2 separate regions of the Homo sapiens genome follow, and region 2 is linked to region 1. A link is a contact called in ENCODE Hi-C or POLR2A ChIA-PET data. All regions are on one chromosome and are shown on one strand. Each heading gives the region's core, a stretch centred on a gene start or an enhancer-like site at or near the end of the contact. The rest is flanking DNA. Distances are from core to core; before and after follow the strand shown. Region 1 holds the start of IL7R (interleukin 7 receptor). Region 2 holds the start of FLJ32255 (a long non-coding RNA gene).

Region 1 (5,642 bases), core at 2,263-4,762:
TTGTCTTTACTAATCAGAAAAAAAAAAAAAAAAGGAAGATCTGGGCTAGATTTTTATCCAGTTAACAAACAACAAACAACCAAATAATGGATACACCCCTCTAACATTTTAGGATCTCAATCTCGTTAAAAGATAAGTTCTCTTAACTTGCTAGGACTCTACCGGTTATATAGGAACACCACAGAACTTATTGCAATCTGAAGATAAAAGAAAGTCTTTTTTGTGTTTTGCCTGTTGGGCAAATAGCCTGAACAATTACAAAAAAGGAAGAAAAGGAGACTTGGCCAACTGGTGTCAGGAGTCTTAACAAGGTCAGTGTGTTCTGCTTGTGTATGAGAAAGAATCAAATGGCTTTTTTTTTTTTTTTTTTTTTTTTTGAGGCAGACTGTCACTCTGTCACCCAGGCTACAGTGGAGTGGTGCAATCTCAGTTCACTGCGCAATCTCGGTTCACTGCAGCCCTGAGTAGCCAAGACTACAGGCGGGCCCCACCACACCTGACTAAGTTTTCTATTTTCTGCAGAGACAGAGTCTCACTATGTTTACTAGGGCTGGTCTTGAACTCCTGAGCTCAAGTGATCTGCCCACCTCAGCTTCCCAAGGTGTTGGGATTACAGGCATGAGCCACTGCACCCAGCTGGCTTTCCTTTTTAATGATTCACTACATCATACAAACTCATCAAACTGAAGGAAGACAAAGTACAAAAGAGAGACGAGAAAATGTAGCCATGAAAGGAAGTGATGGGTGAAGAGGAGGAGAAGAAATATGGCCAAGTCAGTTGCCACGCCAAACTGCTTGCTTCTACCACAGTCCAATGCTTCCCTCCTGATTTCACATTTGGAGACTTGAGTGTCCCCAAATAGTGTTCCTCATCCTCTTTTCTTCTTTCTGTGCTTGTCTCACAAAAGTAATGACAAAGTAATATAGTAAATGTTTGTTACCTGGGGGATAGGGTGAACTAGGTGGTTCTTCCTCAGCTTTTCTAAGTCTCCAAAGGACTAACAAGACCTGAGTGAGGAAAGAGAGAAGGCACTGTTGTTCCCCCACAATCTCTAGAAGGACTGGTGACGCATGTCATTTTTCTTTGAGCTCCCCACACTTTAGGCTTCTCTCTGAGGTCTTTTCAGCATCTCCTGCCCCACCCAAGAGTAAGCACCCCTGTGGAAATCCCCAGAACAAACCAGCACATGCTGTACCAAAATATTGTGTCTTGGCTTTGTTCTTTTACATCTTCACAACTAAAGGAAAGAGATACAATCAAAATGATAGTCCACTTAAATGATAAACAAGAGAATTTAAAGAGACATAACCCAGTTACTCACCCATGAAGTGACAATCTGTTAGCAGTTTAGGAGATTTGCATTGGTAGATAGATATAATTTGGGATTTCTCCTTGAACATTAGCTTAATTCATGGGAATCTGTAATTATAGCTTTCTTGAAAGGGTATTTAGCTCAGTGTACAAAACATACCAATTTTTGTGAATCAGGCTTACAATTTTCTAACCAAGCTTTCAAAACAAGATTAGAAATGAGGGCATAAATTATTATCGATGCACAAAATTGTCACTCTTTATTTGGCTTGGAAGGGTTTTGAAATGCCCAGAGAAGGCCCTGACAAATGGAGAAGATGGAATATGTCCCCTTCAGTTGGATTCTTGCTCCGAAGTATTCCTTGAGCCTATACTCCAAAGTGTGGCATTATAACTGGTGCAGACGGAGTCTGTCTTAAAACTGAAAAGGAGGATCCAGAGACTGGTACAAATGTCCCACCTCCTTTTTTTGTTACTTCGTTATTGTCAAATAATTGTAATGATGGGACAAGCTAAATCATGAGTCTTTTAAAGTCTCTTCGATTTGCTTTACACCTGGGGGGTTGTTGCTTGTCTCTGCTAATTTTAGCCATTTCACAGGCCCATGGGAGCAATTCTACCTAATGACAGTGAATCCAACAGAAGTTCATAACTCACTGATCACTTAGTTTCTCTGCACTCCTCACCTTATAACTGCAGTCTTGTGGCATTTTTCCAAAAGAGAGCCACTGTGAATCAAGCATAGAGTTTTATGGCCTGAATCCAGGTTAGATTATTTTTTTCAAGAAAAAGAAAAAAAAATCTAACAGTTACCAAGAAGCAGTCAGGCTTTACAAATATCACCACTTTAACCATGAGGCCATATTAGGAAGGCTTTTGACTGGCATTCAGGTTTGGGGGAGTCTGAATTTTCTATGCCATGGTCTCAGATTTCTGCCCCATATACCTAGGCACTAATTTAGTTCATATGTACTATGTGTACCTGAAAAGTTGTGTGGCAATCAAATTTTCACAAATAGAATCCTGTTTTAAATACACTAAGAAAGTACCTACTTTATCCTTTAAACAAGAGGTCAGCAGACTTTTTCTACAAAGGGTCAGATAGTAAAGATTTTACACCTTTTGTACAATACAATCTCTATCTCATCTACTTAGCTCTGCCATTGTTGCATAAAAGCAGCTGTAGATGATACACAAATGGGTGAGGCTGTATTCCAATGAAACGTTATTTGCAAAAACAGGTGGTAGATTAAATTTGGTCCCAAGGCTTACTTGGGAAAAAAAAAGATCTTTTGAAAAAGAAAAAATAAATGAATAATTTTTTAAAAAATTGTTCCCTAGGTCATAGTTTGCCAGCCCCTGCCCTAAACAAATAATTCTTGAATGCCTACTGTGGTGTGTAAGATATGAGTAAATACCAGGGATACACAGAGAACAAAAGAGAAAAACTGCTATTCTTGTGAAACTTGGAAGTTGGAGGTAAGCTATTTAAAATAAACCCACAATAAAGTACTTCACATAGTGCAGACTGTTTCTTTAAATCAAAACTCACTCCAAACAACCAATTGATTCACTTTGTAAGTTTGAATTTTTGTCTTCAGATTCTTTTAAAGTGGGCCCTTAGTCAGGAGCGGTGGCTCATGCCTGTAGTCCTAGCACTTTGGGAGGCTGAGGCAGGCAGATCACTTGAGGTCAGGAGTTCGAGACAAGCCTGGCCAACATGGCGAAACCCCGTCTCCACTGAAAACACAAAAATTAGGCTGGCATAGTGGCATTTGCCTGTAGTCCTAGCTACTCAGGAGGCTGAGGCAGGAGAATTGCTTGAACCTGGGAGGTGGAAATTGCAGTGAGCCGAGATCATGCTATTGTACTCCAGCCTGGGCAACAAAGCAAGACTCTGTCTCAAAAAAATAAAAATTAAAAAAATAAAGTAGCCTCTAGCCTAAGATAGCTTGAGCCTAGGTGTGAATCTACTGCCTTACTCTGATGTAAGCACAGTAAGTGTGGGGGCTGCAGGGAATATCCAGGAGGAACAATAATTTCAGAGGCTCTGTCTCTTCATGTCCTTGACCTCTGCTTACAGCAGCAATACTTTTACTCAGACTTCCTGTTTCTGGAACTTGCCTTCTTTTTTGCTGTGTTTATACTTCCCTTGTCTGTGGTTAGATAAGTATAAAGCCCTAGATCTAAGCTTCTCTGTCTTCCTCCCTCCCTCCCTTCCTCTTACTCTCATTCATTTCATACACACTGGCTCACACATCTACTCTCTCTCTCTATCTCTCTCAGAATGACAATTCTAGGTACAACTTTTGGCATGGTTTTTTCTTTACTTCAAGTCGTTTCTGGAGAAAGTGGCTATGCTCAAAATGGTGAGTCATTTCTAAGTTTTCTTATGGATTTTGGATTATCTGTAGCATGGTTTCAGGTTATTCAGTTCCCTAACAGACCTGAGTCAGGCACTGGGTTTGAATGCAGTTTGAGAATTTCCCACATATTCAGTCATTTTTTTTAATGTTTAACCACCATGACAGGGGGCAGGGGATCAATACTATGGGTGGTTTATAAGACCTCAGTATTCTCAAGAAGGAATGCATTTCACTCCCAAGTGTAGATCTTAAATGTTGAATGATTACTCTGCTCTTACAAAAAGAATGCTCATGTAGATGCTATGACTGTACTTGTAGGAAAATGTCCAAAGTAATTTTACCTTGTCAGGAGATCAAACTGGATTCATTTTGTTTGACTTTTTAAGAAATCCTGAAAGCATAACTTTCAGGATAAGGTAATGTACAGAAGCAATAGCTTTGTCTTCAGTGACCAGTGCTATATCCTCAGCACCTAAATCAGTGGCTAGAATATAGTAGACATCCAATAACTTTTGAAAGTGTTTTCAAAATACTTTAGTTTTGAGAGATTTATGTGAGATTTTAAGTAAATAACTGACTAGAGAAAGATCTAAATGAGTTTACTCATTGAAATACACTGAATTGCCTCCACACCAACAAATTGGCCATATGTAATAATTCTTTTTGGGATCTAAAAAACTTAGTACCGAGAAGCCAACCCTGCCCATACATAAACACATTGTAATTATAACAAAACTAGGCAGAAGCTTCTAACAGCAGCAGGAGGCATGTGGGAATTTAGACCATCAACTTGCTCCTGCAAATTAAGCCCTTTCTCTTTAAGAGTTAAAAACTATTTGGCTATAGACAATATCAAACACATCAGCCTAATGACTCAGCTTATGCATTTTGAGTCATGTAATTACGAAGGATGGAAATCCCTAGAATTTTCTCATTAAGGGAATTGTCAGAGAGTTTGACATTTTTTACAGTATATGACTCACTTTATGGGGGATGATTATTATTCTATGCTAAACTTTGCCTTGGATTTCCACAAAGACTGATGGGAGGCAGGAAACATAAATCTTACTCTCTTTCATGTCATCTATACTCACTAGTTCACCCTGGTGATCATACTATTTTTAAAATATATAAGAATGCTAGTTGAAAGCTGGGTTTTCACTCCAACTTTTTAAGTTTCAGATTTTTTAGAAGATGTATAATTACCCTATTCACATGATTACGTCAAAATACTTCCCAGTTTGGGGTATAGGAATTCACATTCAGTTGCTGCTTGTTGAAAGTTGTCAATTTTCTGATCATCACAAGGATGATCAAGAGAAGAAAGGGATACTTTTTAAAAATCCAAATCATTTACACTATTAATCAACTAACTCCATTCAGTAGGAAGAAGACTTCTAGATGACACTGGCTTGCCTATGATACATATTCCACACAATTTAAATTTTTATGGATAAATATGTCTAGATACCTATTTAAATATGAATAATATTAATTATTGAGCATTTAAAGAATAATAGATTAACTCATTATTCAAAAGCTCTATGTAATTTCAAAACCATAGTAATTATAACACCGTCAATTGACATAAACTTTTTAAAGAGAAGCTCAAATGTTTCATGTATATTTTCAGAATTAGAATTCTTATTTTACCTTTTCATTACTTATTTCTCAGAAAATATTATACTCATAGCTAATCCCTATTAAATCCTTACTGTGTTCTAAGCTACCTCTTTGTAAATATCCATTCAGTGATTGCTCATAGCACGAGTTTACATATTAGAACACATGTCTTAGAGAAGTTGCCTACCTGACAGAGGACCACAGGTAGAGTATCCAGAATTTAAACGCACATCTGTCCAGCTCTAACACCACAGGTCTTAACCACTGTGTACATTAACTACTCTTAGCCAAGAATTTTTCAGCTCACGTCATGTAGAATATTCTTTTTGTAAAATGCCATC
Region 2 (5,555 bases), core at 1,063-3,562, 7.1 Mb after region 1:
TTTTATTGAAATATGAATGCTTGTAGAAAGGACATTTTCCTACTGAGCAATGGCAGTTCCATATTTCTTATCAGAAAGGAAGTAGGCCTCAGTCTGATTGAACAGTGAGGAGAGGGAGGATTCAACACTTACAAGTTCACCTGCATTGCATTTCCCAGAAGAAAGAAGAAAATCAATAACGCATTTCAAAGATCACGGTGCTAGAGACAGAGAACCACAATTTAAGCTTTTCCCTGGGCTTAGAGGCGGATGTCTCACTGCCAATTTCACGTCCAACACCGGAGCCTCGCAGTCCATTTTTCTCCCCAGCTGTTTTAGAAATATCCCCAAATATCAAGGACATCTGAATGAGTGAACCATCAGAATAAGGAGCGATTCCCACAGAGTTCCATCCCACAGGGAAGGGACGGGACCAGCGGGGCAGGCCTGAAGCCTGGGTTGAGCGGCGCTGTGCCTTTCATTCTTCACCGAGATCTCGGACCTAGAGTTTCCAGGTTCCGGAGGGATGCGGTTGTTGACCGCTAGCCTAGAATCCGTGAGGGCTGAACCGGGACGAAGGCCTAGGACAGAGAGGTGGTGTGGAAGGACCCAGCCGCGGCCACTGGAAGAGCAGCTTCCTGCAATGTAAAGTGTTCGCGACCTGCATTTGTTTTGCTTTCTTCCTGGAGGAGCCAAATCCGTCCCATTCTGGATCCTTATTCCAGCTCCTTTCCCTCTGCGAATCGCACTTGGTGGGTCGCGGGGCCCTCAGTAATTAGGGATCACGGATCAGCCAAGAAAAATACAGGTTTTCTTAAGCCTGAAGCCACTGACTTGAGGAGGGAGCGTGGGAGTAATGTCAGTAGCAGTTTTTTATTTCGTTTTCGTTTTTATTTTCTAGTCACTAGGCCACCAAAGAAAGTTCCACCCAACGGCCAGTCGATCCGTCGCAGCGACTCTCTTTTCCCTGAACGGAGGGTTTATGGCTGACACCTCCACTTGTTTCTCAGAGCCGGGGCTGACTGCCGGCTGCATCTTTGAATGGCGACCAAAAAAGACATGCATTTGTCTGGCAAAGTCGCTGGCGTTCGCCTGGTGCCCGCGCTTGCCGGGTCCTAGAGCAGCCAGATTTTCACACCAGCGAGTCCAGCGCCCAGCGCCACTCCGCCTTCGGATCACCGGTTTCTCACATCCGCAGCAGCACTGGCCTGACAGTTTTCCGGTTGCGACAGCGCTAGTTGAGCCAAACAAAACGTTTTCCTGCTTGCTCTGGGCGTCCCATTCTCCATCCGAGGCCTTCTAGTCCCGGTGTCACTGTCGCAGCACCTGGCGTTCGTTAGCTCTTTCACCAGCGGCGCGGAGCGGGCGGTTTTGCTGTCACGGCACATGTGGCACGGAGTTTCTCGGTGGCCGAAACCCTCTTTTTTCTCAGAGTCCAGTTTCTTGGTGACAGCGCTGTTGGTTGCGCCATAAGGAATGTTGTCCTTGACAACCCGCCGGCCGCAGTCATTCGCAAGCTCCAGGCACCGACATTTCGCAGAACTGAGGTCTCTCGGTCTCAGCACAGCTCGTTGCTCGATGCCTCCATTTTCTCGGGGCGACAGCACTCAGGTCGCCGATCTGAGGGATTCGGAGCTTCCCCAGCTGGGGTGAGCCTGGCGTTCCCGGGCGGCGGCGGCGGCGCTGGGCTAGGGGAGCCCGCCGCTCCTCCAAGCCGGTGACAGGGGAGCTGCCCGGGCGCCGTCTCTTCCCAGCGCCGCCGCAGAACCCGCAGAACAGCTCGACCTCCAGAACCCTGTGCTGTGGCGGCGGGGCTGGCGTGTCTGTCGCAGGACCCCGCAGATTCGTCTGTCGTTGGCTTGTTGGTCCTAACAAGTTTCGATTTCAGGGTGCCTGCGTTTCTTTTTCTTTTCTCTTCTTTTCCTTTTGTTTTGTTTTGAGACAGAGTCTCGCCGTGTCGCCCAGCCTGGAGTGCAGTGGCGCGATCTTGGCTCACTGCAACCTCCGCACCCCAGGTTCAAGGGATTCTACTGCCTCAGCCTCCTGAGTAGCTGGGATTACAGGCGCTCGCCACCACGCCCGGATAATTTTTGTATTTTTACTAGAGGCGGTGTTTCATCATATTGACCAGGCTGGTCTCGAACTCCTAACCTCAATAATCTGCCCGCCTCGGCCTCCCAAACTGCCAGGATTACAGCATGAGCCGCTGCGCCCAGCCGGTGACTACGATTTCTATCCCCTGGTTCAAGTCGGGGAATAGCCAAAATGTGATTTCTCAACCCAAGCAAGTACCCACTTAGGACAAACACCAGCCTAGCCCTGGCGGCGATTTCTAGGTCGTAGGAAGTCGATGTTTCGCCACAGAAAGGCTGAGTGACCCTGTGACTCATTTCCCAGCAACTCCGGGTTTCCTGTAGCCTAATCATAACAAACGCAGAGTTAGCCCTGCCTCAAGTTTCTTTTTTCTTTTTCTTTTTTTTTTTTTTTTTTTTTTTTTTTTTGAGACAGAGTTTCTTTCGTCCAGGCTAGAATGCAGTGGCGCCATCTCGGCGATCTCGGCTCACTGCAACCTCCACCTCCCGGGTTCAAGTGATTCTCCTGCCTCAGCCTCCCAAATAGCTGGGATTATAGGCGCCCGCCACCACACCCGGCTAATTTTTGTATTTTTAGTAGAGACGGGGTTTTGCCACATTAGCCAGACTGGTCTCAAACTCCCGACCTCAGATGATCCACCCGCCTTGGCCTCCCAAAGCCTCAAGTTTCTAAGTCGTGGCAAGTTCCGGCTTCCTACTAGTACGGCTTGCTTTAGCTGCGCAGGAGATGTTCAACTCCTGTAGAAATCTGTGTACCAGCGAATGCGATTCATTTAGGTTTAGCGATGACCAGTTTAGCAGTGCCTGGGAGCTCTTACACCAAGGCTAGCTGCGCAACATCAAGTCCCGCCTTAGCTATGTTGGTGTTTTTTAAACTCCCATGGAAGTCAGGAAATGCCGGCAAAAGCGATTTCTGGTTTACGAAGCTCGGTTTGACGATAGCAATTTCCGCCGAACGCGACTTTTTCCTCTTGTGGACCAAGTCGGGATATATCAGCTACTACGATTTTTTAGTCGTAAACAGGTTTAACCATGACTGGGTTTTGTTGGTTTCTTGTTGTTGTTGTTGTTTGTTTTTGTTTTTGTCCTAAGAAATGTAGACTTAGGTGTAACATGTACCGGTTTAGATCTAACAGGGATATCCTAATCACAGAATTGCTTCTTTTGGCAATACTTGTAATTTCTGCTTTGTAGGGTTGGTTCTCTCTAATTTTTGCTTATTTTTAAATGCTCTTTTTGTGTCTTTTGCTCTGAGAACAATGCTACCGGTAGTTTCCAGTGTGTTTGCTTTGCCTTTTTATTTGAATTTTAGAATTTATTATTTTAAAATTTTATCTTATTTAAATGTTATTCATTTTTCTTCTACTAATTTTGAGTATCACAGCTTCGTACTCCTTGACTTGCATTCTCTCAGGAGCTGGGGAGCCAAGCTCGGTCTCCGCTTCGGTGGTTTCAGGTCCCGGGTTCTGTCTGGCGGCTCTGCTTCTAATGCGGAGCTGGCGGTTTTGCAGCAACGCTTTTGCCAGTAGCGCCCACTGAGCGGTTTTTCAGTTGCTGCACCGTTCTTAGCGCCCAACGGAACGTTTCCCGTACGCGGAGTCCATAAGTTGTCTGTGTCGTCACTTTCTCGGTTCTGGCACCGCTAGTATCTCCTAGGAACTTCCTAAACCCGTTTTACGGTGCAGAACGGTAATTGCACCGAGCCTCTGTGCCAACTAGTACTTCCGTAATACCGTTAGCCGGCTCTTTTCCTGTCACAACACATTAAAACGTGTTAAAACACATTAAACGGATTAAACACATTAAACGGATTAAAACACATTAAAACGTCACAACACATTTAAACAGAGTCGGTCCATTCCTCCAGACAGTATGTTTCGGGATGGAAGCACCCCTCCTAAGAATCCGCAGTTTCTTTCTAGCAGCACCGTTATGGCGCCTAAACGGATATTTGTTTGGCAATACCAGCGCTATCCGCTAGGTGCCGGCGCTTGCTGAGTCTCAGCGCCGCCAGATTCTTGCTAGCGAGGTCCAGAGCAGTGCAGAGACCTAGCGGACAGTTTTCCGGTGGCAGCAATGCTCATTTCCCGGACACAGATGGTTTTTGGCCCCTGAAGAACTCTTTAATCCCTGCGTTTTGTAGCGCTCGTTCTCTGTAAGGTTTGCTTAGTATCCGTTTCATTTCGACTTCTTTTCTCGCTGTTTTTCTGTCGGAATTACGATTTGTTTTGTTTCTATGTGCTCTCTAGAATTTTACCGGTTTTCATTTGTCTACTAATTTTCGTGCATTCGTTACTATTGAGTTTCATAATATCTGGGTGCCCTCTGCCCACGAGCTCCGGAGAGCATAAATACCCAGGCTGATGGTAGTGCTAAAGGTTCTGCTTCATCTCGTCAATCAGCGCAAACGCTTATGTCCTCCTGCTCTGAGGCTTAATTAAGCGATGGAGCAACATTTTCTTGGCTATGTGAAGCCTGCTTGAGATTCCGCAGAGGTGGTGCCTGAGCTCCAGCCTCGGCCTATTTTGAATTCAGAAGACTGTGATATTACTGTGTGAGCCACCACTTTGGGAGGCCAGCATGGGCAGATCACTTGAGGTCAGGAGTTGGAGACCAGCCTGGCCCAAGTGGTGAAACCCCATCTCTACTAAAAATACAAAAATTAGCCGGTGATGATGCATGCCTGCAATCCCAGCTACTCAGGAGGCTGAGGCAGGAGAATCTCTTGAACTCGGAGGCAGAGGTTGCAGTGAGCTCAGATCGTGCCACCGTCCTCCAGCCTAGGCAGACTGAGACTCCGTCAAAAAAAAAAAATCTTAGAGTTATATTTTATGAAATAATAGGTAGTCATTAAATGTCTGGGTCATTCTCAACTTTACAAAAGTACTGTAGGCAAACATTTTTCCAAAGAAAAAGTGTTATTATTAAAAGGAAAATAGTTTTATCTAATTCAAAGGTTATTTAGGAAAAAGGTAAAAACATACTGTACATTTTATCAAAATAATTCCTGTGTAATTATTACTAGGTTTTTATTTGCTTAGAAAAACTGAGATTAAAAAAGGTTATTATATCTACATAACTTTCTGTAATTCTTTTAACGTTTTTGTGTTACCAAGTTACAGGGCTTTCACTCCTGGGTCGAAAAAGGTCACCAACTCCTACTAAATCTTAAACATTAACAGCAACTGAAGCCTCATCTTCAGACCTAAGAGAAGATGAAAATCAGAAGAAGCTGCATTCACAAGACCTGTGTCCAGAAAATTAAACTATTCAACCCCCTAGTCCCAGGGACTATTGCAGAAGAAGTGGGTGTTTGGACTTGTAAGGACCTACTTTAAGAGAGAAAGTTAGTTCAGTATTTCTCTATAAACAGTGGTTTTGTTTTGTTTTGTTTTGTTTTGTTTTGTTTTGACAGGAACTAGCTCTGTCACCTGGGTTGGAATGCAGTGGCATGATCCTGGCTCACTGCAACCTCCATCTCCC

Evidence for each region. Hi-C counts contacts between places; a loop is a spot of excess contacts on that map. ChIA-PET counts read pairs that join two places held with the same protein, here RNA polymerase II (POLR2A). Pooled maps may share reads with other maps.
Region 2: a loop to region 1 is called in a pooled map, with 2.8 times the contacts of the local background. The contact joins the promoter of FLJ32255 here to the promoter of IL7R in region 1. A Hi-C loop is called at or near these places in 4 of 50 pooled maps. POLR2A ChIA-PET finds 5 or more read pairs at or near these places in 2 of 52 experiments (CD4-positive, alpha-beta T cell and naive thymus-derived CD4-positive, alpha-beta T cell).

What each region holds. Positions count from the first base shown.
Region 1 is chr5:35,853,379-35,859,020 of GRCh38, forward strand. It overlaps IL7R (interleukin 7 receptor), which reads left to right and starts at 3,513. Exons shown (of 8, transcript NM_002185.5): 1 at 3,513-3,681. The coding sequence starts at 3,600.
Region 2 is chr5:42,991,021-42,996,575 of GRCh38, forward strand. It overlaps FLJ32255 (a long non-coding RNA gene), which reads right to left and starts at 2,313. Exons shown (of 2, transcript NR_104643.1): 1 at 1-2,313. It overlaps LOC105374746 (a long non-coding RNA gene), which reads left to right and starts at 1,255. Exons shown (of 3, transcript XR_007058755.1): 1 at 1,255-4,227; 2 at 5,189-5,555. RefSeq lists enhancers at 788-937, 1,278-1,487, 1,788-1,917, 2,187-2,481.